6 separate regions of the Mus musculus genome follow, and all the other regions are linked to region 1. A link is a loop called in an ENCODE intact Hi-C map of the cell type or tissue named here. Cell type or tissue: heart. All regions are shown on one strand. Region 1 has its middle 67 kb from the start of 4930554I06Rik. Region 2 has its middle 37 kb from the start of Gda. Region 3 holds the start of Gda (guanine deaminase). Region 4 has its middle 11 kb from the start of Gm41818. Region 5 overlaps Gm45918 (a long non-coding RNA gene). Region 6 holds the start of 4930554I06Rik (RIKEN cDNA 4930554I06 gene).

Evidence for each region. A loop is a pair of places that touch in the nucleus more often than their neighbours do. Peaks named below come from ENCODE experiments on the same cell type or tissue, not always from the same donor. Only the 100,000 strongest peaks of a DNase experiment are listed, where the experiment ranks them.
Region 2: it touches region 1 in a loop (4-fold over the local background); 3 of 42 quality-filtered maps call a loop at or near these places.
Region 3: a loop joins it to region 1, with 4 times the contacts of the local background. A loop is called at or near these places in 3 of 42 quality-filtered maps.
Region 4: a loop joins it to region 1, with 2.8 times the contacts of the local background. A loop is called at or near these places in 9 of 42 quality-filtered maps.
Region 5: a loop joins it to region 1, with 6 times the contacts of the local background. A loop is called at or near these places in 7 of 42 quality-filtered maps.
Region 6: a loop joins it to region 1, with 2.5 times the contacts of the local background. A loop is called at or near these places in 5 of 42 quality-filtered maps.

Annotation. Positions count from the first base shown.
Region 1 is chr19:21,035,516-21,039,515 of GRCm38, forward strand. It overlaps a transcript of Tmc1 not described here. Among named protein-coding and RNA genes, the nearest start is that of 4930554I06Rik, 67 kb to the right of the region's middle. In heart, a CTCF peak has its summit at 2,093 (motif pointing right); DNase peaks (open chromatin) are centred at 1,176 and 1,746; H3K27ac peaks cover 309 bases.
Region 2 is chr19:21,508,056-21,512,055 of GRCm38, forward strand. No RefSeq gene overlaps it. Among named protein-coding and RNA genes, the nearest start is that of Gda, 37 kb to the left of the region's middle. In heart, a CTCF peak has its summit at 2,272; no DNase peak of the experiment used is centred here.
Region 3 is chr19:21,470,647-21,474,646 of GRCm38, forward strand. Gda (guanine deaminase) reads right to left here and starts at 2,015. Exons shown (of 14, transcript NM_010266.2): 1 at 1,722-2,015. The coding sequence starts at 1,844. In heart, a CTCF peak has its summit at 1,993 (motif pointing left); a DNase peak (open chromatin) is centred at 1,995; H3K4me3 peaks cover 1,016 bases; H3K27me3 peaks cover 2,707 bases.
Region 4 is chr19:21,732,798-21,736,797 of GRCm38, forward strand. No RefSeq gene overlaps it. Among named protein-coding and RNA genes, the nearest start is that of Gm41818, 11 kb to the left of the region's middle. In heart, a CTCF peak has its summit at 1,596 (motif pointing right); no DNase peak of the experiment used is centred here.
Region 5 is chr19:21,174,128-21,178,127 of GRCm38, forward strand. It overlaps Gm45918 (a long non-coding RNA gene), which reads right to left. Exons shown (of 9, transcript XR_877753.3): 5 at 434-1,117. Among named protein-coding and RNA genes, the nearest start is that of Gm45918, 35 kb to the right of the region's middle. In heart, no CTCF peak of the experiment used is centred here; a DNase peak (open chromatin) is centred at 1,554; H3K4me3 peaks cover 345 bases.
Region 6 is chr19:21,104,253-21,108,252 of GRCm38, forward strand. 4930554I06Rik (RIKEN cDNA 4930554I06 gene) reads left to right here and starts at 458. Exons shown (of 2, transcript NR_126458.1): 1 at 458-500; 2 at 741-1,286. In heart, no CTCF peak of the experiment used is centred here; DNase peaks (open chromatin) are centred at 509 and 2,139.

The DNA of each region.
Region 1 (4,000 bases):
TTCTAATGACTGATCTTCCTTGGACAGGAGGATTTATGATTCCTCTGGGTGGCCTCGCAGAGGGAAAGGAAACGGGAGCAAGAGATGGGATGATGGGAAAAGATCAGTGAGACAGTCGCGTTGCTTCAGAAGTGCACTTGAGACTTGTTTACTTTGGAGTCCTGATGTCTGAACCCCAGGGGTGGGACTGCACACTTCCTTGTGTGAGGCAATCTCACCAAGCAGAAATAAATGGGCCCTTTAAGCCCAGAACATCCATTTGTTCCTAGAAACCTTGTGAGGCCATTGTTCCCTCTGCACTGTGTGCTAACACTGTCTAGTTGAGTGCCCAGTTGAACTGCCCTGGAAGGAGGACCACAGCCTCTGGGAAGGAAACAGAAAGGAACTTGGAATCTGTTTCTCGTTCCCAACATTGTACGAAGACTCTTAACCATTCTAAATTCCCCAAATCAGGGGGAGATCGGTCATAAAGATGAGATGGAAGGTAAGTTGAGGCCAGAAGGGGAAGATACCTCAAATAGAAATACAGCCATGAGACACATAAAATCAGTCATGCAAACACACACAGCACACATTTACACTCCTACCATTTCTTTCCTAAATGAAAAAAAATCCATGCATTTGAATTTGAAAGAAATACTACAGACAGCAAGATGGCTTCCATGTGCAAGGTGTGAGCCACCAAGCTGAAAGACCTGATTTTCATCCTCAAAATTCAAATGGTAGAAGGTGAGAACCAACTCATGAATCTTTGGCTTCCACACACACACTGTGCCATGCAACGAATAAATAAATGTCAAATGAACCTAACAAAGGGGATTCGTGTTTTAGGGGGAACAACCAAGAAATGAAGCAACCCTGCTGTACAGCTTGAGGCCGCCTGCCAGCTTCATCCAGGCCTCCGTTCTCTAAAGGGGTTTCTTCTGTGGGTGGTACCACAGCTTATATTTTTCTATGAGAGTTTTTAAAAACAGACACAAACAAACAAAACTCCAACCATTTTCTACCTCATTTTGACAGTGAAGCATAAAGACCACGCCGGTTTATATTGATATTTCTTGCTGAAGGCACTTGACAAGCAGTAAACCCGGAAAGGGCTACAGGGCCCACCCTTTCCACAGCAGCAGGCCAACAGAGTGTCTTTGAGGAAGTTGCTTTGACCGCGGCAGCATGAAAAAAAACACCCGGGCTGCCAAAGAAAACACGGAAGCAACAGGAGATCTGTGGAGTCAACTCACGAAGCCAGCCCTCTCTTTCACCAGGCGTCTGCTGTGCCCACCACAATGTCTGCCTTACCTTTCCCTCCCAAATTCATTGTTTTGCCTCGAAGGTCCAAAAGCTTTCTTCTTGACCATTTCTTCAGATCTTTCCTATCGTCACTCGGCCCTCATCCTCAGCATAGAGGGGTGGCTCTATTCTCAGACATATTGGTCCTGCCTGCAATGGCCATGTCCTTGTCAGTAAAGACTACAGCCCAATGTGGCAGAAGATAGTGTGTCGCCCCCTCCCCCCACCTCCACCTCAAACAACAGAAATCCAAAACACAGAAATGGAGAGAGTGCCCACTCTGGCTGGACAGCAGGGAGAGCTGACTAGGACAGAAGAAAAACAGACAGTGACTGAAGATCTTCTCCCCCCTCCCCCACCCCCCACCCCTCCCTCCAGCATGGAGGGGTGGGGTAGTAAGAGAAGCAGCCAGAGATGAACAATATCCTCCTTGACCAGTCAGCTCTGAACACAAAGCAATGTCTGAGCTATGCACCTGCTCCTGTTTTTTTTCTATGGGGCTAGTGACGGGTGGAGATCCCAGCTTCCTTATGGCCAACATCTGTCCTTCTCATAAACCCTACTTAATTACAGTAACTTGAATGTTTCTCTGTTCAAACCCTGAGCAGTCTTTTCAATAAATGCAATTCACAACCCCCCCCCAAAGAATCTATATTTTCTATTTAAAAAGAAAAAGGAGTTTTGCTTATATTTTAACAACAATGACGGCAGAAAGTTCCCAGAGTATTATTGTTTAAGCATTCCTGACTTAAGTTTGCACTGAATTTAAAAAAATTTTCTTTCCACCAGATGGCGCTATTGCCAGCGCTGGCAAACCTGCGCTTGGGACCTGCTGCAATGTCTAAATAAATATTAACAACTCTTTGTCCAGTTTCCTGCAATTGCATCACTGTTTTAACAACTGCCGTCTCCTTACCTGACCTGATAAACATGCCTGTGGAACCCTGTCATCTTTATTCTTTAACGCATCCCCTGGAAGGTGAAGGCTGACAAATGTATTGAAGTGTTACGCTTTAAGATAAGCCCTAGATGCCCAATGGAGCATACTGGTTACTACAGGACCATCAATTTAGAAGAAAATGGTCATGTAGTCAACAGTCACTCAAACACGCAGCATACACGATGCTCTGTGCTTTGGGAGAAGACGGCTTGCACAGGCTGCACAAGATCAGGCCTGAGGGGTAGAGTAACCCAAAGGAGTAGAGAAAGGTGTAAAGGAAGAGAAGAAGGAGCAAAGAAGACAGGAGAGGGAGGAGGGGAGATAGGTCAAGAGCAGAAGGACGGCACGCAGGCGGGCATGTTAGCATGGTCTGAAGGACTGAGAAGACGACAGAGCTTTGAAAATGACAGGAAGAGTCACAGAAGGGAACTGGACGATCCTGTCACTATGACCCTGGCCTTAGCAATCGTCAGACTTACATGTGATCACCCCTCCTACACTTCCAGCCCTGAATTCATGACCTTTGTATGGTCTGACCGGGAGCTGCCTACTAAATATCTGTGTGTGGTGCCACCTGTGAATTCCCTTGCAAAATTCAGAAAATGGTAAAAGGCCTGGAACCATGTTCCTTCATCCTTGGCTCTAGATCGTCTGCCACCAAATCCTCTAGCTCAGTAAATCTCCAAATACAGTCGCCGGAGCAGCACCTCCAGGGAACATAGAGATGTAGAAGGTTATTTCCCACCCAGGACCTACTGAGTGGGGTGTCCAGAATCTTCCATTTTAACAATGCTCCAGGAGATCCAAAATCTCTTCCAGTTTAGAGATCACAGGCCAAGACCTCTGCTCTACCATTTTGTACCCGGGCTACTTTGTGGCCTTACAAGCATCCTTCACCACAAGAGGCTTCCTTTGGTGTGAGTCTCAGCCTTGGCAAACTGGCTGTGATCCACCCTCGAACCAGTAATCAGGACAGATGGGCACAAGACTCCTGGTATTCTTTAAAAGCCATTCTTGGAAGACAAAGGCTGACACGCACTGCTTAGTGATAATTCCTTACTTTAAGGAGGGGGACTGGTTCTTTTAAATGCACATCTGCTCTTGCAAATCCCAATTTTTTTAAGCCACCTAGACAACACGGACATTTCTTTAGGCCCACAAAGCAAACGTGTGAATCAGTCAGTATATTGACAGAGAAACCACCATGTATCTCCAGGTCCCCACTTGCACTGGACTTCATCTCTGTCGGCTCAGAGGGTTCCCACATGCTTCTCTGGGTCTCTGGGCCCCTTTTAACCATCCATCATGGAGTAGGCTTCAGAATCCCATTCTTTCTTCTACTTTCCCTCTCCTAGTAAATGCCCATTGGAGGAACTCCCCATTTGCCCAAGTCCTGATGTAGTGCTACCCCAGTACAATTAACAACACACATTTTCATTTCAAATAATATTCTGTTTTGGACAACACATTCTATAACCCTTTCACCTATTCAATGCTATCAATATCTGTCTAAATCCCTTGTGACTTGTGACCCTGGCAAACTGACCTTCATTTGTGACTCTTTGATTCTGGTTCTTTGCAAACTGTACACAGGGAGAGCTTAGTAGACAACTATGGAATGACTGGACAACTTTCCTTCCTTTCTTCCTTCCTTCCTTCCTTCCTTCCTTCCTTCCTTCCTTCCTTCCTTCCTTCCTTCCTTCTTTTCTTTTTTGAAACGAATACTAGTTATGTGCCTGGGTTATAACAGGAAACAGAGTCTAGAGAGTCTCC
Region 2 (4,000 bases), 470 kb after region 1:
ATTTTTGAATGGTAGTTAACATATAACTCATCTGGTAAACTTTTGGTTTTACTTTCTGTTAGTAATATAACTAGATAATAATTAATGTGGCGTTCAGAGGGCAAAGGCAACGTGGTTACCACATCTTCAAGTAAGTAAGATAATTCAGTTAGGATATTTCATTAAAATTGGCACTTGAACAATTTCACCGACTCGGAGTCATTAACAAGATCCTAACCATTAGATTTACAAGAAAACTTAATTGCTTTGGACCCTGACTATCGATAGAAATTACTAGTAAATACTTTTGGTGTTTTTCCAGTTAATCTGCCCAATTCACTGTGAGAAAAATATCGTCTCTGGTCAACATAATTTAAGTTTTATGGGTTTTACATCTTACTTAGTATTTTGTTTGTAATTTATTTTGTCTTTATGCTAATATGAGAAATGCATGACAAAGTGTTATTCTAGCACACATGAGGTTCTGTGGCTTGGATCCCCAGCACCACATTGACTAGGTGTGACAGTTCATATTGTAGATGAAGTACTGAGGGTAGCACCCCTACAATGGGATTAAGGCCACTACAGACAGAGGCAGCAGAGTGCCCTTGGTTTCCCATGTGGAGATACTGTGAGAAGCCACTGTCTATAAGCCAGAAAGAGAAGGCACAGCAGAACACCGAGTCTGCCAGCAGCTTGACCTTATATGTCCCCTCCCTCAGATGAGACATGAAAAAGTCCCATCAAACCAGTTGTTCTACATGAATTTGCTATGGCATCCAGAACCCAAGGTGTCTGAGATTCCATTCTTCTCTGTCCATTTTGCATCCTAACCAACATAAACATTATGCTTTGTAATCTTGGTCCCCAGTGTCAGCTCCAAATTATACAAGTTACTAAAAGCTTGGAACAGGTACTCCTAAGTCTCCTGTAGCGATTTCAATTAAGTGAGATTGGCTTCTGAAAGGCGTTAAAATGTACTGACATGAAAAGAAGAAAACGACGTCTTTTCACTTAATTGTTACAATCCCTTCATTTGTGTCCTACCCACATAATTCTCAACTAATCATAGCCTACTTCACTCAGAGTGAGCAGAGTGCCAAGTGCTGTAATCCACATGTGTGTTATTTTGTTGCACATGCCTGCAAACTATAATTAGTAGATATCCTCTTCAAACATCAAGTTAAACATTTTTGAGCTTTTTTCCCCTGCTTTCAGAAAATCCAAGGACAGGCAGCTTGAAAAAAAAAACTTTTTAAAAAAAAGCAAGAAAAAAAATGAACCTTGTTCTATCTTATAATCATGACTCGATTCTTTTAAAGCTATGTAGCTTGGAGCAAAGAAAATACACCCCATAAGAACGACAAAGAACACACATCAAGGAAGATGACAGCAAGGGATGTCTACATTAGATGTGTGGGGAAATGAACTCACTGTGGCTCAGTGAGTAATAACACTTGCTATAGAAGCGTGCAGGCCTGAGTTCAATTTCCAACGTCCACATAAAAGTTGGTCACGGGTGCATGCCCATGGGAGCAGGCACAGCTGGGTCCTGGGGGGCTAACTAGTGAGCCAGTCTGGATGAAACATTGAGCATCCAGTTCAGGGAAAGAGCCTACCTCAGAGTGGAGATCCACAAGGGAAGACATCCAACATCTTTTTATGGTGTTTTCATGGGCATATGCATACGAATGTGTACCCACAGACTCGTGCATGCACAAAATACACACACCACTAACACATATACATACACACCCATCCTACATATATATACAGGCATACACATGTGAATGCACACATACACACCACACAAACACATATACACACAAATATACCACACACATACTTCATTAGATGTGGAGGCATGGAAATCTTTTCTTTGACAAGAGTCATTTTCTTTTCATAAGTAAAGAAACACAACTGCAGCAGACAGAAATCTTTCTGGCACCTCCTACAGAGCTTAAAAAGATGAAGGTGTCTGTGTAGCTACAAGATTAGATCTGTGTCCACAAGAGAAGCAAGCTAGTTGCCAAACAGCATGGACTGCATGATTTCATATTTGTGTAAGTTACATGATTCATGTATAGAAATGTATGCATCTATAGACAGCCTTGTTGTGTATTTGTAAGTGCATACATGTCTGAAGAATATCCGAGAAACATTTTGGACCCCAAGTCTCATCCACTTAACCCGTCTCTTATTTCAGGGAGAGGTGTGCTAGATGGCTCCACACAAGCTCTGGTTCATGCTACTGATCAGAAAAGCTGCCCAGGCTCTCTCCACACTCCACCTTGTGGTCTTCCGAGGGAGTTCACTTAGCCTTGTATACAAGAGCCAAGTACAGCAAGATATGGACCTCTATTAAGCACAGTAACTTTTCTTTTCTATTAGTTTCAGTGTATCTGGTTTTATGTGGAGGTCCTTGATCCACTTGGACTTGATCTTTGTACAAGGAGATAGGAATGGATCTATTTGCATTCTTCTGCATGCTAACCACCAGTTGAACCAGCACCATTTGTTGAAAATGCTGTCTTTTTTCCACTGGAAGGTTTTAGCTCCTTTGTCAAAAATCAAGTGATCATAGGTGTGTGGGTTCATTTCTGGATCTTCAATTCTATTCCATTGATCTACCTACCTGTCGCAGTGCCAGTACCATGCAGGTTTTTTTAATCACTATTGTTCTGTAGTACAGTTTGAGGTCAGGGATGTTGATTCCCCCAGAGGTGCTTTTACTGTTGAGAATAGTTTTCACAAACCTGGGTGTTTTGTTATTTCAGATTAATTTGAGAATTGCTCTTTCTAACTCTATGAAGAATTGAGTTGGAATTTTGATAGGGATTGCATTGAATCTGCAGATTGCTTTTGGCAAGGTGGCCATTTTTACTATATTATCCTGCTAACCCATGAGCATGGGAGATCTTTCCATCTTCTGAGATCTTCGTCAATTTCTTTCTTCAGAGACTTGAAGTTTTTGTCATACAGATCTTTCATTTGTTGGGTTAGAGTCACACCAAGATACTTTGTATTGTGTGTGACAATTGTGAAGGGTGTCGTTTCCCTAATTTCTTTCTCAGCTTGCTTATCCTTGAGTATAGGAAGGCTACCGATTTGTTTGAGTTAATTTTATATCTGGCCACTTTGCTGAAGTTGTTTATTAGCTGTAGGAGTTCTCTGGTGGAGTTTTTGGATGTCAACAAGTGCTTGCTGACAGGAGCCTGATATAGCTGTCTCTTGAGAGGCTCTGCCAGTATCTAACAAAGAGGTGAATGCTCTTAGCCAACCAATGGACTGAGCACAAGGTCCCCAATGGAGGAGCTAGAGAAAGGACGAAAGGAGCTGAAGGAACTTTCAGCCCCATAGAAGGAACAACAATATGAACTAACCAGTACCCCCAGAGCTCCCAGACACTAAACCACCAACCAAAGAGTACACATGGAGGGACCCATGGCTCCAGCTGCATATGTAGCAGAGGATGGCCTTGTTGGACATCAATGAGAGGAAAGGCCCTTGGTCCTGAGAAGGCTTCAAGAGATTGGGCTTCAAGGCCAGGTTTATCAGAAAAAGAGGGATGTCTTTCTTATTTTATTTTGGGGTTACTATCAGCATTAAATAAAATAAGAGTAATAAAAATAACAGCAAATCTGAACTATTGTTATTTGGAGCAGATATGATAGCACATCTGGAAACTCAGGAGTATGCACTAAAAAATCATTTTAAAAGTAAGAAAACTTCACAAAAGGCTGAAAACTACTTTTCCTGTACTGAGAAACACTTAACTTTAACAATAAAGTGTACATCTAGTATTAAACTTGACAGACTTTATTTGAAAAATATTCCTAGTACTATTTGAAGCCAAAGATTTAATGTTATAAAGGAACTATTTCATTAATGGCACCAGAGTTTTTGCACTAAACAAATAGATTCTGAAGGTTTTGGGGGTTTTGTTTGTTTGTTTGTTTTGTTTTTTGTTTGGAATGAAGAGCAAGCCAGAATAGATAACAAAATTCTTACAAATTTTAAA
Region 3 (4,000 bases), 440 kb after region 1:
CAGGGAAGGGGTAACTTACTGTCTTACACTCAGAAGGAGAGCAACAGCTAACAATCCAATGACAAAGGAGAGTTTCAGCTGTATATCTTGACTAGCCAACCTCTGTGGCTAATTTCTGGTTAATTTTGTCTCATGTGGGAAGGGCACACTCTGCAAACCGAGAGTCTCAGCACGCTCCCAGAGGAGTAGGCTCTCTGACTCAACCACTAATTGCATGTTCAGGACACACTTATTCTTCAGTATAAACTCAAGGAAAGATTAATTTTATGATAACTTACTTCCTTTTCTTACTTATTTCCATCATGCCCCCCAAATATACTGTTGCATCCATTACTTATTAGAATTGAGGGAATAGGAGATTAATTCCAAAAAGAAAGCTATGAGCTGAAAAGCTTCTATGGCCAAACTAGCATCTCCTCTCTCTCACCAGCCTCTCAGGCTCTGTATTCGGTTTCCTGGGACTTACACAGGGAGGAGTTAGTTCACTGAAGCTGAGGATCACAGCCCAAAGCGTGGAGTGGATATGTATGCAGGTCTCCAGGTTTACTGAAGTCTCTCCGTTAGGTGAGCTCTGAGAATGTTATCACCTTGGAAACGCAACATCCTGCTTCCCAATGTACCAACAACAACAACAGCAAAAAAAAAAAAAAATCAAGTCCCACAAGAAAACAAGATTGGGAGCCTGTGTGGTGGCTCAGCATGTAAAAAGTACTTGTCACCAAGGTGCTTGTCACCAAGCCTGAGGACCTGGATTCAGTTCCTGGAATCCATGGGGATTAAGGAGAGAACCAACAAAGAGAACACGTTGCTCTCTGACCACACATGCTACTTTGAGTATGTACACACACACACACATTTTTAAAAATCTTTAAGAATATCAGGTTTGGTTACTCCCAAATCTAAGTCATAATTCAGCATGGTCAATGACAGCATCTTCAACTTGGCAGACCACAGACTGGTATACTTTGAGAAACAATTAAAAATCCCATTCTGCCCCCAAAATGAAATGACTTCACTTATCAAACTGGCCAGGATGTTACTAATGTACACTGTCACCATCTGGGTGGACAAAGAAGTGCCAGGTATCAAAGGACACTTGTGGAAATCTAATTGTAGGGGGAGGGTATAAAAGCTATAATCATAGAAGGCATTTTGAACCTTAAAATGAAACCGTTTGTTTTGATTCAAATGGCTGTGTTGTGTGTGTGTGTGTGTGTGTGTGTGTGAGAGAGAGAGAGAGAGAGAGAGAGAGAGAGAGAGAGACAGAGAGACAGAGAAGACAGAGACAGAGACAGATTTTCCAGTTCTGTCCCTTCCAAGATTAAACTTGTGTAACATGTAGTGTTAATGCATTGTTTGATGAAAGAGCCTGCGAATGAGACCAGATGTTTTTGCTTATTCTACCTGATAAATTCAGCAGACAACACTAATCAACTGATCCCCACGCCACCCTGGTCAGCTCTGTCTCAAGAAATTCAACCACCTTTTCTAGGGATGCCTACAGTGCGGTGCGAGTACTGTTCCAGGCTTCTGGGATGTCATTCCGCCCTAGCCAGGTTACAAACCTAGTGATCAGTCAGTCTGCCTTCTCTAGAAGCCAAACGCTAAAGTTCAACTCTGGAGCCACCGTGCTCGCTCTACAGGAGCGAACCCTGAACGCGCAGTGCCTCGCCAGGGTCCCTCCACCTGTCCGCGGTGCGCGGGACCCGGTGCCCACTCACTTTGCCGCTGTCGCTCACGCCGAGGAGGTGATCGCGAAGCACCTCCATGGGGCAGGTCCAGGTGGAGTGGACGAAAGTCCCTCGGAAGACGAGCGCCAGCGGCGGCGTCCGAGCCGCACACATGGCTGCAGCAGGGCAGCGCGAGTTCACTGGCCAAGGAGGGCGCACCGGGCGGGCGCAGAGCGGTTCCTGCGGCTGCGGAGCGGGAGCTGCTGGCTCTTGGGGCTCGTTCTGCCCCCGCTTCCCCAGGCGATCGCCTGCCCCCTGCAGGCCGCGCCCAGGGGCTGGCTCCCTGCCTCCTGGATGCCAATAGGATTTTTCTCCTCTGAGTTGGCTCCAGCTCCCTTGGGGTGTGGCTTTCCTCCCCACCCCTGCGTTGGTTTTGGATGTGTTAACTCCTTGAGTTATCGAAATCAAGCCACTCTGACTTGCTTTCGTTGTGCACCTACACTGTCTTCTCTGAGCCTTCTATACTCCTAGGACCGTTCATCCCCTCAACTTGAGCACCAGAATTCTGAACTTGCATAAACGTGGTGACAGGTGAAAGGTCACTTTGAGCTGTACACCTTGTGGCCAGTTTCCTTTCCTGAGATTGAAGGATGCATACTATGTGTTCATTGTTTGCTGGGGTTCTGGAAGCTTGACTTATGTGGAACTTTACAGGGATCTCCAGCACCAAGGGTTAATCTAGATCTCAAAGTCCCTCTCTTCCACCGAGGTCAATATTTTAGTCCTTTTGCCCATCCACATACAATACCACGACTAACTTGTCTTGTGTCTGAGGAAACTAATTTTATTTATTCAGTTGTAAAAGAGGAGAAAATGAAGTTCCCAGCAGCTGAAGTACAAGGGTAGAAATCTAAAGACCACCTGCAAGCTACCAAACAGTCTGAGGTCTTCCATTCCTTTCATGAAATCAGAACCTGGGCCAAGTCACTACAAAACCTGTCCAGGTTCCCTCCCCCCACAACAGCCTCCAGCTCCTCGAGTTAGGTCCTGCAGGCAGGACTTTCTGGTTACCTTCAAAGTGTGGATCCCAGGTTTCCTCTGCTGCTCCCCACAGCAATGGGCTTGCTCTGAATCTAAATGGGGCAGCCTCTCTTCATTGCTTTGCCTTAAGTTGTAACTCCATGCAGTAACTGCCCCTGCCCAAGAGCTAACTTCCCCCTATCCAGAAGTTCCCGTCCCAGGAATCCATCCTTTTCCTTCACTGGTCATATCCATCCTTAAGAGTGTCATTTTCTCCCATATGTTTATTACCATTTCTTTTTAATGTTAATATTTTATTCCTTTGATCATTTTTTACAATGTATTTTGATCATATTTACTCACTACCCCCACTCTTCCTACTAAATTCCCTCCAGATTGTGTCTTCTATATGCAGGAAAACTGCACCATGTGATCTCAATAACATAGTAGCCTACACGAGGCTACACCTGAGCACTAACATTAGCTGACAATCAAGCTTGGTATCGGGAAATCCCACAAGACCTCTCCAGATGAAGTGCTACAGGCAATTAATGAGGGCTGAGAAGGCGAGTCAGTCTTTGTCAGGGATGAGCCCTGTAATTAGATATCTAGTACCGAATGGTCACATCTATAAACATATCCTTATGAACAATACCAAATGGACTTAAGTTGCATTTACATTTTTATGTATGTTTACAGGTAGTACATTGTGAGAATTTAAAGACGTAGATTGTCAGCAATGACTACCACCCTTAGAAAATATTTGGAAAAATAAAGTTGCTAGTGAAGCTAGGTTGAGGTGTTTTTACTACTGGCTCTGATGAAAAAGGAAAGAAAAGGAAAAACAAAACAAAAAAACCTTAGAAGACAATATGAAGTTCAGAAAGGCACACTTTTATTAGTTAAGCTAGGGACCTTGTAAGGTCAGGGAACAAGAACTATGGCAGCACTGGCTGACGTGACTCTCACTGCAGCTGGACTGGTGATGGTTGATTTCTTATACTCATTTTGTCCTCAGCTTCCTGATATGATAGATTAAGAATTGCTGATGAGAGTGAGTTCCAGGAGGACCAGCACTACATAGTAAGACCTTGTTTCAAATAAATAAATAAATAAATAAATAAATAAAAATTTTTGTTGAAATAAAAAAAAAAAAAAAAGAATTGCTGATGAATAGATGGACATTTTGAAGATTTAAGGTAGATATGACTGATTTTTATTAAAAAAAAGTTTAGATTTGTGATTCTTTTAAGACTCTTACAAGATTACTTTTGAAGATAAATAGTAAAATAATTACTTCTTTCTTTGTA
Region 4 (4,000 bases), 700 kb after region 1:
TACAAAGTGTTGACTTTTAGCTCACAGTCCCAAAGGAATACAGTCCGTCATGGCAGGGAATACATGGCAGGAGGCAGGGAAGGCGTGGTACTATGGATAGGGCCTGGATACTCATGCTACATCCACACATGGGAAGCAGAGAAGGGATAGGAAGATGGGTCAGTGTATAAAGTCTAGCTCCCGTGTCCCACTTCCTCCATCAAGGCTCCACCTCCTAAGCATTTCCCAACCTTCCCAAACAGCAGCACAAGTTGAGCACCAAGTTTTCAAACATGTGGGCCTATGGAGAATATTGCATGTCCAAGCCATATCCCTCCTCCCCCTGGCTCCTCTAGGCTTATGACCTTCCATTGAGATACATTAAATCCAACTTCAGAAACTCCCCAGTCTTTAGCAGTCCCTCCCCACCCTGATCAAAGAGTTCAAAGATTCTTGTGATACTCAAAGCAATTTTGCTCTTGAAAAGACTGTGTGTGTAGCTCACTGAACCTGCTGCATCTCACCGATTCAACCCCATTAGCTGCCCGTTGAGTCTTTGGGATCCTCCTGTCTCTGCCTTCCTCATGTTAAGGTAAAAGTGCAGGAGAATGCCACCATGACTGTATCCTTAAGCTCAGGTCCCCACAGTGCAGAGCAGTCACCTAGCCAGCTCCCTGAGCATCTCTTCAGCCCCTTCCCTGCATTTTCTGTTTCTCTTCCTATTTCTGTCTTGGTTGCTATTTCTCCTTTGCTCAGCTTTACTTATAAGAGTCATCTGTTGCCCAGCCTGGTTCAGAACCAAAATCAAGTGATTCTTCTGCCTCAACTCACTAGTAACGGGGACCCCAGACACTTAGACTCGTCTGGCTTCAGCTTCACCTTCAAGTGACAAAGGCCCACAGAACACAGAACAACACGCAATGCCCTGACATCTGAGGGATGGGGAGCTGATGCCCAGCATTGCCAAGTGTCAGTTACAGGTTAATTCTTGAAAATAAACTCAGCACCCTGTGAGGTCTGCTTTCTCCTGCTTATTTCCCTTCACTTCCTTAAAGGCCATCTTTGGGGTATGCTGAGTACTGCAAAGGAAATCGTCGATCTTCAAAGACTCTCTCTTGTCCACTTCGCTTGTGCTGTCCTCTGTCAGAGGCAATGGCGGTACAGGGAACTTTGCAGAACTCATAGAGTTCCCAGATCAGCACTCTGAGGAGGACTAGATCAGACAGTGTTCTTCTAGTTCATCATGCTGCAAGTAAGGCCACAGAGGCACTGTGAAGGGCTCTGCTCTTCATCTTGGCATTTACATTTTTGGTGGCCTTGAGCTAGCTGTCTTCCATCTTTTGTATACAACATGAGAAATTATCTGTTTTCTTATGCCTTTGAAAGATTTGTTTCCAGCGTTTCCAGGACAGTGAGAAGGTTTTAAGCTGCAGGCTTCCACAGCAGCTAAACCGAAATCACTGTGATTACACAGCTAGAGTCAGGTGTGCACTATAGTGCACAGGCATTCACCTAGGAAGTGCAAGGCCCTGGGTTCAGTGCCCAGCACGGAAAAGGGAAATCTGCTTCCCTGGTCTCCATCTAACAGGAATTTGGAAATCATTAATCCATGCCACAAGAGGGCGCTTGGGAAATACTGGCTTTCATGCCAGTGATAGTTAAACCATTTTACATCTTTAAATAAAAATTAAAATGACTTGTCATTTCTGGACCTCACTTTGCTTTATCGAATTCAAAAGCAATTTGTAATCAAAAGTATCTCCTACTCTTCACATTTTAGGTTAGTTCTTGTTGATGTGGACGATGCTAATATAATATATAACCAAAAGCCTTTACAGACATGAATTTCCATAAGAGATGAATACAGGCTTCAGCCAAGGTTGGAGGTCTGGAGAGTAGCAAGCTATCCCCTGGTGTAAATGGAGGTGAAATATTCCAAATTTCTTTCAAAAATGTTTCATATTTATTTTGTGTGTATGAGTTTTGCACGTATGCATGTGTGCCTGCCTGCCTGTCTGTGTGAGTTTGGTGCCAAGGGAAATCAGAAGAGGGTATTGATCCTCTAGAACAGGAGTAATAGATAGTTATGAGCCACCATGTAGGTGCTGGGAAACAAAACCAGGTCCTCTATAAGAGTAGCCAGTTCTCTTAACTTCTAAGGTTTCTGACCAAACAAGGCACAATTTTAAAGATAATCCATCACAGTACATTTCTCTTGTCTGGTCCCTTCTTGGGAGCCTCCAGACACAGGAAGCTTATCTAGTTTTGAAGGATTGTTACAAGAGTTAAAATAATTGATTTATCTAAAGGATTTGAAATCATGCTTATCATACAAACAGGATTATGTATGTGTATATAGGCAATATTTATACACCTTCTATTGTTTTATCACTAATTTCTGCTTTGCCACAGCCTCTACCACTAAGATACCAAATCCTCAAACCAGAGTTTCCCTCAGATGCACCGACCTGGGAAAAGTGTTCTCCTAACATTTCTCTCTTCCACCTAAAAAGGAAGGCTGCCTTGATCTGGTGGCCCGTTATTGCAGTTCTAGAGGAACACCTACTACCCCTTCCTATCTTCATGAGCATCTTATCTTTGGGCTCTTTCCTTTTTCTAAGCCTGTGGATTGATCTTAGGCACGGACAATAGACCTATGGACACCAGCTCAATGATCTATCACTGAGCTAAAAAGTCACTTCAGTGACCATATGTGATTTATTGAGTGTCAAAGTGTCCCGTGAATAGAGTGTGGACACAAACGCAGAGAGAATGGCAAGTGTTAGCAATTGGAGTGGTTCTCTATGAAATCTGTTTCTGTTTATTTTGGTTTGATATTTGAGACAGGATCCTACTTTGTAGCCCAAGGTGGCGTTGAATTTGTAATCCTCCTGCCTCAGCCTCTCAAATGTGCCACCATGAAATTTCTTTATTGCTGCAACTTTTTCTGTAGCTTAAAAATGATTTTTAAGTTGATCAAAACAACCTGATCACAGTGAGTTCAAAGTCATTCTGAGTATATAGTAAGATCCAGACAGATGGACAGAGGCAGACACAGAGACAGACAGACAGCAACACAGAGAGACAGAGATATAGACAGAGAAAGAAAAGTAGAGGAAGAGAGAGAGAGAGGGAAAGAGAGAGACAGAAACAGAGATAGAGAGGGAGACAGAGAGGGAGAGAGAGAGAGAGAGAGAGGGAGAGGGAGAGGGAGAGGGAGAGGGAGAGGGAGAGGGAGAGGGAGAGGGAGAGAGAGAGAGCACAACGTGCTTTCCTGGCTTTGCTCTGGGGATGCCTAAAGCCCTTACCTTTTCTGATGCATACAGCTTGGCAGTCCCCACCTCTATTACTCTCCAGCCGCAGCACTTGATTTTAATTTATTACCTCTGCACATGCTGTTCTTGAAGCTGAAACTCTGTCTTCTGTATTTGTGCCTCAGAAAACTCCTTTCTGTTTTTGGTTTTGAGACAGGATCTCACCAAGTAGTACAGGCTAGCCTTATACTCCTGTTTCTCCTGCCTCAGCCTCCTGGTTGCTGAGATTATAGGAATGCTCCACTACACCAGGATGGAAACTCCTGTAGTTCAATGCCCAGATGTAACCTCACTGCTAAGGTGTCTGTGCTATGTGCCTCCGTTCATCCGTTGCTTCCCCTGGAAAGCACACAGGGCTCTTGCTGGTTCCTCCTCTTTTCTCATATTGTGTAATTATTCTTTCACCTTGTCCTAAACCCCCAACTTCTGCAGAACAAGGAAACTCTGGCCACCTTCATTATTAATCCCCATTTAACCTTAATGTGTGATCTCTTACATTCAAGTTTCCATTTGCTGACTCTGGGGCCCTCATGTTGGTGGTAGGGAACTGCCACTTAATAACTTTATCCTAACTTTTACTCCTTTTCTATGAGATCCTGACATTCAGGCACCATCTTTGTCATGGTCCCTAATCCTCCCAGGTCCTTCTCTTGACCGGATTCTGCCTTTAATGTTTTGTTTACTCTGCTGCTTACAAGGCTGTCTCC
Region 5 (4,000 bases), 140 kb after region 1:
GTCTGGAAGGCTGGGAAGTTGGCTATGAATCCTTTAGGTCAGGGGCAGGGAGTCAAAAGCAACTGGGGAGGAAGTTGACATTGAACAGGAAGTACACAGACTATGAAAAGGGCAACGGGGTGGCAGGCGTTCGGAGAGGCAGTTAACACAGCTGGGAGACTTCATCATTGACTGAGCAGAGGTGGGACCCTGAAGACCTGAACACAGGAATCCTGAACAAACTTTCCTCTCCCTTGCCCAGCTCATGCTATCAGAGCTTCTGGAGCCAGGGCAGACTCGAAGGCAGCCTTTCTTCAAAGTGCAAACATTCATCAGTTACTCCTCCCACTGTTCCTGTCATCCCTACCCTACTGGGAGGTGCATTTTACTCTGTTATCAAAGCAATTCATGAAGGTAATTTTAAAAATTCAAGTAATACGGGAAGATAACTTACCTATTGGTGAGAAAGGAAATCATCCCTCGCAAACCATCTCCCTTCCGGGTGGAACGTGGCATTTTGCTCTCTACTGTAAACTTCCATCCTGCCCTCCTATGTCTCTCCTACATACAGCAGTGCATGCCAGGACCTGCTCCAGTGCTTCTGCTCTGGTTGTATTTTCCTAAAGAAGGTGGAGGGACACAACATCGGGGCCACAAGGCACACAGTCCAGATGCTTACATCCACATGGAGACACAGGGCAAGCTCAGTACCGGAGGGAGGGCGTCTGCTCAGACCCCTTTTGTCACACTGACTTCCGTGGCTGAGTGCCTTGTTTCTCTCCATTGTCTGGAGTGATTTGTATGCTTTGTCAGCTCAAAGGAGTGAGTCAGTTTCTCTCTCCTCCTTCCCTTCCATCCACTGATAATGCAGCTCTATAACCTTGTGGATTTCCGTTAATTCAGAGGCCTTCAAACACAGCCTAAGTTCAAAGACAATTTTTATTTTCATGTAGCTGCCTGAAGCTTCTTCTGGGGTCTAGACCTGCGATGGCATAAGTTTTCCATTGTCTGCTTTACTAAATAACCTTCTTGTATTCATGCACCCAAGAAGCATTTGCTAGGCATCCATCCTGGGGGCTGGAGATGTGTTCGGCTCAGCGGATAGTCTAAGTGCATAATCTGTCACCACCGGCGTGAACTAAAGAGAAAGGCAGATGAAAGACCCATTACAAGGTAGTGTGGTCTCATAGAAGGGGGTTCATGTGGGGCGGGGGGCGCATAAGGAAGGTATTGATCCTCTGAGTGGTTGGGACCGGCTTTCTATAATGGTGTTCCTGAGTTTTGAAAGTCAGTGGAGAACATCTAAGGGCATTGAATATGCCTGGAGCAATTTCCCTGTCATCAGAGCCCCCAGAGTGCCAGAGGATATTCGCCACACCTGGGCAACATCTGTCAGTTCTTTGGATTAGCCGCCTAAGTCTCCTCTTTGTAAGACAACAGCACCTGCATCCAAACAGATCATGGCTATTACAAACCAGTCCTACCAGTTTCTCAGGGTGAGACACATCTGTGGGCAGAAATCTTTTGAGGAGCTAAACAAGCAGCCTGCTCCAGCAGCTAGCTACTCCTCCTGCCTCTCAGGGCTGCTGGGATGTGTGGTCCAGCTTGACTGCCTCAATATTTGTTACCCAGATGTTTCCTTCCTTTCTGGAGGTTCTGAGCACACACACACACCCTCCGCAAGGCCCAGAAAAAGGAAGTAAAGTGGTTCTCAAAGCCTCATCCCCACTGTTTCAAATGCTCCACAAAGGGCAGAGGAAGCAGTACCGTGGGACAGGTCCCTGGAACATCCACAAGTCTCCCCCTAACATTCACTTTGATTCATTCATTCATTCATTCATTCATTTCATTTCATTCATTTATCTGAACACTGTGGCAATGATTAAGAGGGAGATCATAGAAAAATAATACTGGGGCAAGTGAGTCATATTGTTTCTTCTGTTGATGGAAAAAGAACACAATAACAATGAAGAATATAAAACAGAAACTGTGGGGCACATCAGATCCAGGCCTTGGAGGATTAGGGGGAAGTGAGAGTTCACAATTTTGCCTATGATTAAGCTTGACATAAGAAATGAAGCAGTGAAGAGAGAAAGAGAATAGCAACAGCGTAGACAAGCAAGGTAGAAGCCTATGCAAGTGGGCAGAGATAGAATGTTCAAACTGGGACCACGTGAATAAAGAATTTTATAATAAATGTACACTTAAATAAGGACGAATTCAGCTGGAGAGATGACTGAGTGGGGCCAAGTTTCTGATGATCTCCATTCAGTGCCCGGAACCAGAATGGCAGAGGCAAAGAACAGACTCATGCAATTTGTCCTCTGACCACCACACACATGCTGTGTTGTTGTTGGTTTTAGGGTACAGAAGAGGCTAAGGTAAAAAAAGACCAGCATACAACACATGAGATAATCCTGTCTCAAGACTACTAAGTAAGTAGCAGGGGCTGGGGAGATGGGTCAGTAAGTGAAATGTTGGCTGCCCAAGCGTGTAGAACTGAGCTCAGATCCCTGGTACCAGTGTCTATAACCCTAACATCAAAGGGAATAGAGACTAGCCTATGTGAATTAGTAGGTTTCCGGGTCAGAGACCCTGTCTTAAAAATTAAGGTAGAGAGTCACTGTAAAAGACACAGAAGGCCAGCCTCTGCCTCCTGACACACACACATATAGAAACACACAGAAAATATGTGTTTGTATAATAAACACATAAACGAAATGGTAGGTATGGATAAGACGCAAAAGAGACAAGAAAGAAAAGTGACAACACCATACGTGGTCCACAGAGAATCAGTTTGATTTTGGCTAGTTATTAAAAAAAAAAAAAATACGTGGACATGCTGCTGTTTTGGCATCCAGCCACTTCCAGCGAATCCACCTCCTCAGCAGGGCTGCTTCATCAGGGAACACACTTGTCACCGAGACAAAACGCAGTTCACACACCTCTCTGAACTTATCATAGGGAGGGGGATTTGCATCTCTTCAACTTCTCAAAGCTAAAATTAAATTTCCTCAGTCTGCCTTTGTAAATTCCTTCTTAAGTCACTCCTCTTTCCCTCCCTGCCTCCGTTTCGGAGATGAAATAGTCAAATCAACAAAGAGTCCAGTTGTTTTCTCTGTGCGAGAGAAAGAGATTACAGCAACTCCTAGAAGAAAAAGCATTTTTAGAATTAACGCACGGCAGAACTCATTCAACAGCGCATGCGCACACACCACCCTGGTACCTCAGCCTTCACAACAGCTTCACCAATAATCCAGAAAGGTTGGATGAAAGCAAGGAGGAGGAAGAGAAAGGGAGAGGACTGAGGAAGGTAGAAGGAAGACTGTAGCAGTGGGGAAGAGAAGGGAGGGAGTTTCAGTCTATGTGGAGCTCATTTCCAAGTTAGCGCCAGGCTACGCGATCAAGCCATCGTACAACATTTCAGCAACACAGTCCTCAACAAGAGTCCACGGCATGGTATTGTCCACATTAGTATTGGAGAAGGAACAGCGTCTTCACATTGCTCATCCAGTCCTAAAAATTTACCATTTCATTACGGGGGTGGGAGGGATGGCAAAATGGGTTTCCCATGTGAACCATATTTGTCTCTCCTGACAAAAATAGAGAAGGAAACGAAAGCCCTGGAAGAAACTAGGGCCACACCCAGAAATTACCTGTATTGTTTACTGTAAGTTTCGTATGCCCATGGTCTTAAACAAGAAACACCTCTTCAGCTGCGCTGCCCTCAGGTCTGATCTTATCCAATGCTAAGCCAGCAGTCTAGGGGGATAGTTCAATGTGAGTCCTAAGCCTCAATGGCCCATCTTGCTATAACTGACATCTAACATCTATTCCTTCCAAAGAAAGAAACCAAGAAAATCTCCATTACTCAGTATGTAATGACTTTACCAGACAGGAGACAAGCAAAGATATTACAATGTAGCAAGCCTCCTTTCTCCATAGCTAACTCCTTAGTTGGGTTTGCCAGGGCTAGGCCAGTGGATTTGATTAAGAATCAAAGGCAAAACAAACAAAATGT
Region 6 (4,000 bases), 69 kb after region 1:
ATCCTAGCTTCCTTCCATAGACTTTATCTGTTAACACCACCTCTGTGGGACTAGGATTCCAATATATAATCTGAGGCAGCTACAAACTTTTAGTCTTTGAAAGAGCTGCCCAGAATTCCGATAGAGCAAGAAGTGGAAGAAAACGGGAGTACTGTCGGATTGTATCAACGGATGGTTCCTTCATGACTCAGAAAACAAGTGAGGGGACCATCTGCGGGTATTTGAGGTCACAAGGTTCTATTGGAGGCCACAGTACCACCCCGCCCCATCACGTGATAATAGAACCTGAGTACAGTAGATAGAACAGGAAAATACCAAGGGCACGCCCCTTCTGTGATGCAAACCACACTGGTCCTTGTAGTCTGATAGCAGGAGCAAGAGGAACAATAACATACTCTCCTATGACAAGTCAAGGAGGGAACAAACAGTAAAGCCAGCAGGCATCAAGGGAGCAGGCAGTCTCCTCAATGCCCAGAGTGGCACTAGTAACCACCCCAGGAGTGAGTCACTGGCATGGGGGAGGGCTGAGGAAAGGCTGCAGCTCTCGCGCACGCTGGGCTGGTAAACAACCCCAAAGGATCAGAGCCAAACCAGGAAATGCCAGAATATCAACCTGTGGTTTCGGGGTGGATGCCTGGGCCCCACCACAGGGCTGCTACAGGGGTAGTGTCTGGAGATAGAATCCAGAAGGTTCCATTTTAAGCAAGGTTTGAGAAGATCTTTGTTTTTTAAATCAGTAGAACCCAAGGACAAGCAACGGAGCACCTTGGGCTGGACTCTTAAGTTGGGAGACTTTGGAGCCACAGTCTAGCCTCGCTCTCAAGAGGAAGACCAGCTAGGGGTCAAGGGAAGACCCCCAGGGGTAAATCTGCTCATCCAGTGCTTAAGAAAACCCACTTCAAATGTGATATTAGGCCCATCGCCAAGGCCTGACTCAGCTTCTCTCCATGGCCTGTGCTGGGTGTTTGCTTAGGGTTACACTGTGGGCAGGACACAACCAGGAAGAGAAGAGAAGACCTCTTCACCCGCAATGTCCATGGGTACCTGTGTCTGCCCACCCGGAGGCCTTGCTGGCTTAACTAGAAGCATGCTGGCTATTTGAAAGTTTTGTTATTGTTATTCTCTTTGGTCTTGTTTTTATCGTGATTTGGTTTGGTTTTCCACGGGAGTTTGTTTCTGGGTTTAGACGCCTGATTTACTTTCTTCTAAAGCACCCAGGAGGGATGGGGAAATGCTTTGGGTCAGAATACAACATTTAAAAGTAAACGAATGAACTGAGAAGTTAATCTTACTGACTTAAATTTTTATTTCTTCTCTTGTAGATTAAGTTTTGCAAAACAGAGCTTGCTCAATTAAGTAGGATCTTAAAAATCTGAACATGTAGAGGTAGTTTAATTGTATCCATTGAGGGTTTTTTTTTTGTTTTTTGTTTTGGGGTTTTTTTGTTTTTTTGTTTTTTTTTTGCCCCACCCCTTCTCTGTTTGACATAGAGAATCACTGGAATGTATTAAAGACATCAGAACAAAGCCACTGTCTAAGACAAGTTGCATAGGAAATGAAACAATAAAGGTTGAGCAGGGCAGTGTGTTAAATTGAGTCCTAAAATGAGAACCCCAGTCAGGAGAATTGACTAGATCTTCACAAGGTCCTCTCTTCTTCTTCTTCCGGTGTTCAATGTTACCATTTTGTAGATCCTGCTCCCCCACTCTCTCTCCCCTCCCTTCTCTGTCTCTCTTTTTCTGTCTGTCTGTCTCTGTCTGTCCCCACTCCCACACACCCCCTTTGCCTTCCTCCTTCCAAATTGAGTACATAGGTTTTCAAGTTTCAGGAATAAATCAAGCCAATAGATGCTCAGCTTTGGTTGAGGACATGTGAGGAGGAATGGGGGTTTTGTTTGATCAGTTTGGGGTTGTTTTCTTTTGTTTTGTTTTAAGATAGAAACACAACTCATACTATGTTTTTCCTTCTTTTGGTGATGATCCACCCACTGGGTCTTGCCATCAGTGACAAGCTCCGATTGTAGTCGGCAGATGGCCTTTGATTGGCTGGATACCATCAGTGTTCCTTCTGGGTGAGCTATTGAGTAACAAAGTTTCAGAATGCATTTGGTTATTCACACTGTAATTAAAGGAAGGTCCTTGCTTTGCCCGCAGCTTTCCCAACACAAACAGAAGAGGCGTGAGTCAGCGCAGGCAGCTGCCCCGAGGTAGTACAGTGTTTGTTTCTTTTTTTTTTTTCTTTTTTTTTTTTTCTTTTTGCCAATAAAATATGCCTGGGAGGACAAAGAGCAGCAGGAAGCAGTGACACAGAGTGAGCTGGGAAATTCCAGCTGCCCTCCTGCCCTACTTATAAGGAATAGATATGAGTCATTTTTTTTTAAAGATGCAAACAGATGTTGAATTGGCTAACAAAGTCCCATGCAACATTTAGCCTCTTAGGACTTTGTTTCCTCTTCAGCGGAAAAAGAAAAACAAGGTATTATATTTGGACGTGGACACCTGGATAGTATTGCCAAGTACAGCCATGGAAGAAGAGGCGAGCACACATGCTGTTCTGCTCGACTATGCTATTTCTTCTGCCCTTGAAGTCAGCCTTCAGCTGACGCATCCTTCTACATAAGACAAGCTAAAGGAGAGAATACACCACAGTCAAGGGCCTGGCTGTGAAGATTTGGTGGCGTGTCCTTCGAGACACTGAGTCAACAGGCATAAACATTAACCTGTGTGTGTCTCTGCGATCACCACAGTGTATGAAGGTAGCGTCCTAGGTTTGACCTCGGCTCTGCACCAAACAGCCAGGTGGCCATGTTTCCTAACTTGCAAAAGCAAGCTTGCACCTGGAAGGGCACGCGCTCTATTGCTAGTCTGTAATTGCAGGATTAAAAAAAATTGAAAATATGTAACCACACTTTCCATCTATCAGTTGTGATTTTTTTTAAATCTCACCTACAGTGAGACTAAACACATGAGATAGGAAATAATTTTTTATCAATTTGCTTTCATGGGAGGGACAGAAAGCAAGGCAGAATAATGGGTTAAGGGTAAGATAAAATGTGTAACAGGCAAACAATTAATTTTTTTTTTCTTTTGAGCTCCGGTTGTTATAATGATCACATGAGCTCACCTCCTTACACAGTTTATGGTGGATTATTATGCCCTCCAGAAGTGTTGTTGCCATTATTAACAAAGTAAGCATAGTGATCCAATAAACACTGGGCAAACTCCTCCTGCCTAACCAGGAACTAAGCTAAACATTAAACAGAAGCTTACTACAGTCAAGAGAGTCAGACAGATGACAATATTTATCCTTAAAACGGCTTGCTTGCTTTTGGTTTTTGTTTGTTTTACTTGCTTGCTTGCTTGGTTCGGTTTGTTGGTGTATTTGTTTGTCGGAATGATTTCAGATTAAATATATTGCTAACCCCCCGCCCCCCTCCATTTTCAAAGTCTATGCTTCCTTTTAAGTACGGGTGCCCCAAATCCCAAGAGAAAGGTGTGTGATGTTTTGCAAAGTCTCCACTGGTTTCTGCAATCAGTGAAGAAGTAAAATATGTCACGTCTACAATCATCAGGATCAAGGACAGTGTGTGTGTGTTTGTGTGTGTGTGTGTTGGGGGGGGGGGTGTGGTGTGGTGTTCAGTGACCTGGAGGGAAGGGAGTGAATAGTGGCAAGCTCACTGTCCTCGGGGATAGAGGACTGACCTTGGGCTGTGAAGCACTGTGTTATCTCTGGCTCAGGGTTCCTGCTTGAGCCTGCTCACCCTTCTCAGTTTACACTGCAGAAGAACTGACTGATTGCCCTTCCCTGCCTTGAGTGTCTTTAATGTCCTAAGCTGTCTCAGACTTCTGCAGATTCTCACCCCTGTCTTTAGCCTGACATCGCTCATTCCCAGTACCTCGTTCTTCTGTCCTTCCCCTCACCTGCCGGGCCTTCAGGTCTCCCCCAGGTTACCCGCTGCTCAGGCACGGAGATGCAGCCCCATCTCACTCCCTAAATTTCC